2 separate regions of the Homo sapiens genome follow, and region 1 is linked to region 2. The links are chromatin loops, found by intact Hi-C in ENCODE. Cell type or tissue: CD14-positive monocyte. All regions are shown on one strand. Links, peaks and the distances in the headings refer to the core of each region. The heading gives the core; the rest is flanking DNA.

Region 1 (2,810 bases), core at 185-2,684, 84 kb before region 2:
AGATCTGTTTTAGGAGGGTGAGACTCAAGCGTGAATGTAAGAGGCCACACCATCTAGAGTCAGCAGTGAGACACGCACTGGTGAGCCTCTGCCTGGCACCAACTGCAGCCCTCACCGTGTGTAAGTTAAGACACTACTGCAAGGACAAGACAAAAAGTAGGACAGAAAGACAGAACACAAAGACAACTTGAAGGAAAAATCTGTAAGACTTGTTGAGTGTGTGCCCCCTCCACCTAGCCACTCCACCATGTCTACAAAGATTGAACGACTGCCCCACAGTGTGAAGGGACTTTCCACATGGGACTTCAGTCACAGACCTTGAAGCAGACCTGATGGAATGAATGAAGAAAAAAATGGCTTCCTTTCAATTGATACTTATTATATTGTTGACAGATTTAAAAATTAATTGAGGCTGGGCATGGTGGCTCATGACTATAATACCAGCACTCTGGGAGGTCACAATGGGAGGACTGCTTGAGCCCAGGAGTTCAAGACCAGCCTGAGCAACAGAGTAAGACCTTGTCTCTACTAAAATTGTTTTTAAAAATCAGCCAGGTGTGATGGTGCGTGCCTATAGTCCCAGCTATTCAGGAGGCTGAGGTGGGAGGATCGCTTGAGCCCGGGAGATTGAGGCTGCAGTGAGCCATGGTCATGCCACCGCACTCGAGCCTAGGCGACAGAGCGAGACTGTCTTAAAGAAATAAAATTAAAATGAACTCAAAATACACTTGTAATTTTAAAAAATGCTAATCCTGATATGCCTTCTTAAAAAAAAAAAACCCTGTTTCTTTTTAAAAAATTACCAGTTAATCTATTTTCATTTTCAATAAAACTCAAAAAGAAAAACAACTAATTTTGTACTGAAGCAGACAGACTTGTGGTTTGATTTTTTGGACTACTTTGGTATATTTGAACTACTTCCTTCTGGCATAACTGTATTTGGCTTAATTCTACAAGATATAATGAAGCACAGTGGTGAGGAGTTCAGGATTGGGGGTCAAACAATCCTAGCTCTGCCTTGATCTAGCCATGTTGACCTTGGACAAGTTTACTCAACCGCTGAGTCTCAGCCTCTAAAGCGGGAATAGAAGAGCACTCCTTTAGCACTGTTGAAGGATGGCATGAGGTGGCGTGGGTAATGCTGTACATCATTAGCATGCAGAGTTATTGCTCAATAAATGTTAGATGCCATTGCTGTTGTTACAACAAATAGTCCTCCTCAATTATACACGCAAAATGTCAACATTGCTGAAACTAAATTTCATCTGGGAAAAGGGTACTGGGGAGCTGAAGAATGACAGAACTTATAAAACAGGGTTCTTTCCCTGAAGAAAAGAAAGGTTTTTGGCTGGGTGCTGTGGCTTATGCCTGTAATCCCAGCACCTTGGGAGGCCGAGGCGGGTGGATCAACTGAGGTCAGGAGTTTGAGACCAGCCTGGCCAACATGGCGAAACCCTGTCTCTACTTAAAATACAAAAATTAGCCGGGTGTGGTGGCGCGTGCCTGTAGATCCAGCTACTTGGGAGGTTGAGGCAGGAGAATCGCTGAACCCAGGAGGCGGAGGTTGCAGTGAGCCAAGATCACGCCACTGCACTCCAGCCTGGGCAACAGAGTGAGACTCTGTCTCAGAAAAAAAAAAAAGGAAAAAAAAAAGGTTTTAAAGAAAATATGTATGATAGAGGAAGGGAAAGAATGGAGAATGGGGGACCAGGTATGGTGGCTCATGCCTGTAATCCCGGCACGTTGGGAGGCCAAGGCAGGCAGATCACTTATGGTCAGGAGTTCAAGACCAGTCTGGCCAACATGGTGAACCCCATCTCTACTAAAAACACAAAAATTAGCCAGGTGTGGTGGTGCGTGCCTGTAGTTCCAGCTACTTGGGAGGCTGAGGCAGGAGAACCTGGGAGGCAGAGGTTGCAGTAAGCCGAGATTGCACGACTGCACTCTAGCCTGGCGACAGAGTGAGACTCCGTCTCAAAACAAAAAAAGAGAGAGAGAGTGGGGAAAAAAAACTCTGGAAAGAATTATATAAATATGTATAAAGTTGGACACATTTATAAGAACTAAACTATGATATTAATTTCTTCAGAAAAGAGCCAAGAGCAGTATGCTACAAACACTTCAGGACAACCACACCTGACATCTGGTCTCACATACAGCCATACCTACATGTAAGGTACAATACAGCTCCATGACAGTGAAACTGAGGCCAAGGTAACTGACAAAATGGACATAGGAATAACAGTCTAAAATTTAACAATAGTCCGTATTTAAAAATAGATCCAACATTTTAAAATGTGCATTTACTTTCTCAATTTGATAAGTAGTGGGTATTACCCATATCGCTAGCTAGAGAACATAGAAGTACTGTCTCATTACCTGAAAAGATAGAGAACCTAGAAGTACCGTCTCATGACCTGAAAAGCTGGCAATAAAAGGTGAAGCAAACACATGGTCTATATGTGTATTTCCAAAATTAGAAACAGAAACCAAGGGACCAAACAGCTTTCAGTTTCCTTTCCCAAAACAGCTTGAATTTTTGAGTACCAAAAAGTAGGATATTATTACCAATGTAAGAGGTATCCTACAGGCCAGAATCAAGCATTTATAGTTTAATAGTTTGACTACTGAAGTCCAATGAAATGAATAGTAAGACAATTTTTTTTAAAATTAACTGTTAGTTTTTGTCAAAAAATTTTTTAAATTAACTGTTAGTTTTTGTCAAAAATGTTGTCTGCAATAAAGATGTGCCAACTTTATAACAGAAGCAATAAACTTCTGAAATAAAGTCAGTAACAGCAAAGTCTTAA
Region 2 (2,810 bases), core at 203-2,702:
TGTACTCCAGCCTGGGTGACAGAGTAAGACTCTGTCTCAAAAATAAATAAATAAATAAATAAATAAAAGTTTACTAAACATTTCTTTTTCAAAACAGTTTAGCCTTACATCATTAGGAATTATGTCTTTTTAGCGTTTGAAGGGCCTTTGGGAGTCCTGTGGACCTTTTTACAACAGCCCCCAAAACGGCCACCCATTCCGTGCTTGGATTCCGCTGACAGAGTTCTCAAATTGGAAGAGAAGCTGAACTCAGTCAGGGGACTCCTCAAGTTCTTCGCCTAGGAAAGGCCTCCATGAAGAATCAGATTTGCATCCCTGGGCATTCCACCTAGTGACAGAAGTGCTGCCTTCTCCTGCTTCCCATGCCAAATCTAACTCCCTTTTTTTTTTTTTTTTTTTTTTTTTTTGAGATGGGGTCTTGGCTGTATCACCCAGGCTGGAGTGCAGTGGCGCAACCTCGGCTCACTGCAACCTCCGCCTCCCAGGTTCAAGTGATTCTCCTGCCTCAGCCTCCCGAGTAGCTGGGATTACAGGCACACACCACCACACATGGTTAATTTTTTGTATTTTTAGTAGAGAAGGGGTTTCGCCATGTTGGCCACGCTGGTCTCAGACTCCTGACCTCAAGTGATCTACCTGCCTCAGCCTCCCAAAGCGCTGGGATTACAGGCATGAGCCACCATGCCCAGCCTCCAAATCTAACTCCTGCTATACCTGAAGCCCCTCAGATACTTGAGGCTGGCTTTCATGTCCTTCTGAAGACTTCCATTCCCCTAGAACATGCTGTTCTGGTTACTGTTGTAGTAAATCCCACCAAAATTTAGTGTCTTAAAACAACAACAATCTGGTGGTGTGTGCCTGTAGTCCCAGCTACTCAGGAGGGATGCAAGGACTTTTCTATCATGACAACAGGAGAGTTTGGGATGCTGGACAGTATCCCATTCTGGAGTCAGCGAGGAGAAGAAGCTCAGAGTGTGGGCCCACTGCATACAGGTAAAGGCCCATCAGAGAGCTGGCCCAGCCTGGCTAGAGGCCCTGGACTGGGGCTGAGGTATGGAAAGACCGGTGAGGCTTGCTTGACAGAACACTCTGGCCCAGCCATCAGCCAGCCTTACAATGCCCACAGATCACCATATGCCAACGAATACAGCCATGCGTACTAGTCACTAAGAGGGCCCTGGTCTATGCTCCTTTGTCAGGAAGAGCTTGTTAGCATAGCTTTACTTTAGAAACTGGAAACACCATGGGTTCTGAGGAACTGGCAGACAACTGATAGATAACAAACATCCCAAGGACTCTGGAATCATCCCATTTCAGATGTAAGACTAAGTTCCAAAGTTATTTCAGTCAGAAGTAGCAGATCAGGCTGCCAGGCTGATCTAAAAATTGCTAATGTCTTAAGTCTGCAGAGAATCAAAGAATAATCATAGAACAGTCAAATACTTTTAAATAAGAGGCTTTCTATAAACTAGTTTAACAACCATGAGTCAGCCTAGGCTAAGTTATGACATGGTGACCAACAACGCTTGAATCTCAGTGGCTTACAAAAAGCTTTATGCCCTACACGCATGACTTGTCCATCACAGCCTGCTTGTGGTTTTGCTTCTATCATTTTCTTTCTGAGTCCTAGGCTGACGAAACAGCCCCTAGCTGAGTCAACGCTGGTTTTGTAACAGAAGGAAAGGAGAAGGTGGCAGACCACACAATAGCTCCTCAAGTTTTGCTCAGAAATGGTACACATTGGCTGGGCACGGTGGCTCACGCCTGTAATCCCAGCACTTTGGGAGGCCGAGGCGGACAGATCACGAGGTCAGGAGTTTAGACCAACCTGGCTAACATGGAGAAACCTCGTCTCTACTAAAAATACAAAAAATTAGCCAAGCGTGGTGGCAGCGCCTGTAATCCCAGTATTTGGGAGGCTGAGGCAGGACAATCGCTTGAACCCAGGAGGTGGGTGTTGCAGCAAGCCAAGCCCATGCCACTGCATTCCAGCTTGGACAACAGAGCAGGACTCTGTCTCAAAAAAAAGAGAAAAAGAAAAAAGAAAAAGAAAGGAATGGTACCCATCCCTTCTCAATTTTCATTGGACAAAGGAAGTCACACGGTCAAGCCAAGCATCAATGGAAAAGGGAAAAAGAATTCTCCCCCAGGGAGGGACTCCAAACCATTTATTACAAGAACATTTATATTTCACAACAGTTAACAGTAGATAACATTTATTAAACACTGACTACTTACCAAGCATAGTTTCATTATTTAATCCTCTCAATAACCCTATGAGGCACAAACTATTATTGTCATCCTTCATTATAACTAACCGGTAAAAAGTAAAGAGACAATTTAAGCAGCTTGCCCAAGGTCACATACCTGGGAAGTGATGGCCTTGGGATTTAAATGCAGGTCTTCAAAAACCACAGCTCTCACTTCCACACTGTGACTGCTTCAGATGTGTTTTCCGAAATAAAGCTGCCGACCTACATAATTGGAATGTGCACGTGAGTGGTTTTTCTAAGGGTGATAATGGATTTGCCTTGACTCGTCTCTATTTTTCTGGCACAAAAAATATAAGCAATATAAACAACACTAAATATTATGCTTTACAGTTCAATGCAATATGTAGTCTCCACAAAAGAGTTACAAAATTTATGGGAGATAGAAAAGATGATAATCCTTTTGACAGAAGTAAGGGGTAGGCCACACACAGTGGCTCATGCCTATAATCCCAGCACGTTGGGAGTTTGAGGCGGGTGGATCACCTGAGGTCAGGAGTTCAAGACCAGCCTGGCCAACATGGTGAAACTCTGTCTCTA

Evidence for each region. Peaks named below come from ENCODE experiments on the same cell type or tissue, not always from the same donor. Only the 100,000 strongest peaks of a DNase experiment are listed, where the experiment ranks them.
Region 1: it touches region 2 in a loop (2.1-fold over the local background); 18 of 110 quality-filtered maps call a loop at or near these places.

Annotation. Positions count from the first base shown.
Region 1 is chr6:17,907,908-17,910,717 of GRCh38, forward strand. All of the region lies in intron 2 of KIF13A (kinesin family member 13A), which reads right to left. Among named protein-coding and RNA genes, the nearest start is that of KIF13A, 78 kb to the right of the region's middle. In CD14-positive monocyte, for the core only: a CTCF peak has its summit at 279; a DNase peak (open chromatin) is centred at 1,144; H3K4me3 peaks cover 2,073 bases; H3K27ac peaks cover 2,500 bases.
Region 2 is chr6:17,992,073-17,994,882 of GRCh38, forward strand. No RefSeq gene overlaps it. Among named protein-coding and RNA genes, the nearest start is that of KIF13A, 5.8 kb to the left of the region's middle. RefSeq lists an enhancer at 1,464-1,513. In CD14-positive monocyte, for the core only: no CTCF peak of the experiment used is centred there; a DNase peak (open chromatin) is centred at 1,599; H3K4me3 peaks cover 498 bases; H3K27ac peaks cover 2,025 bases.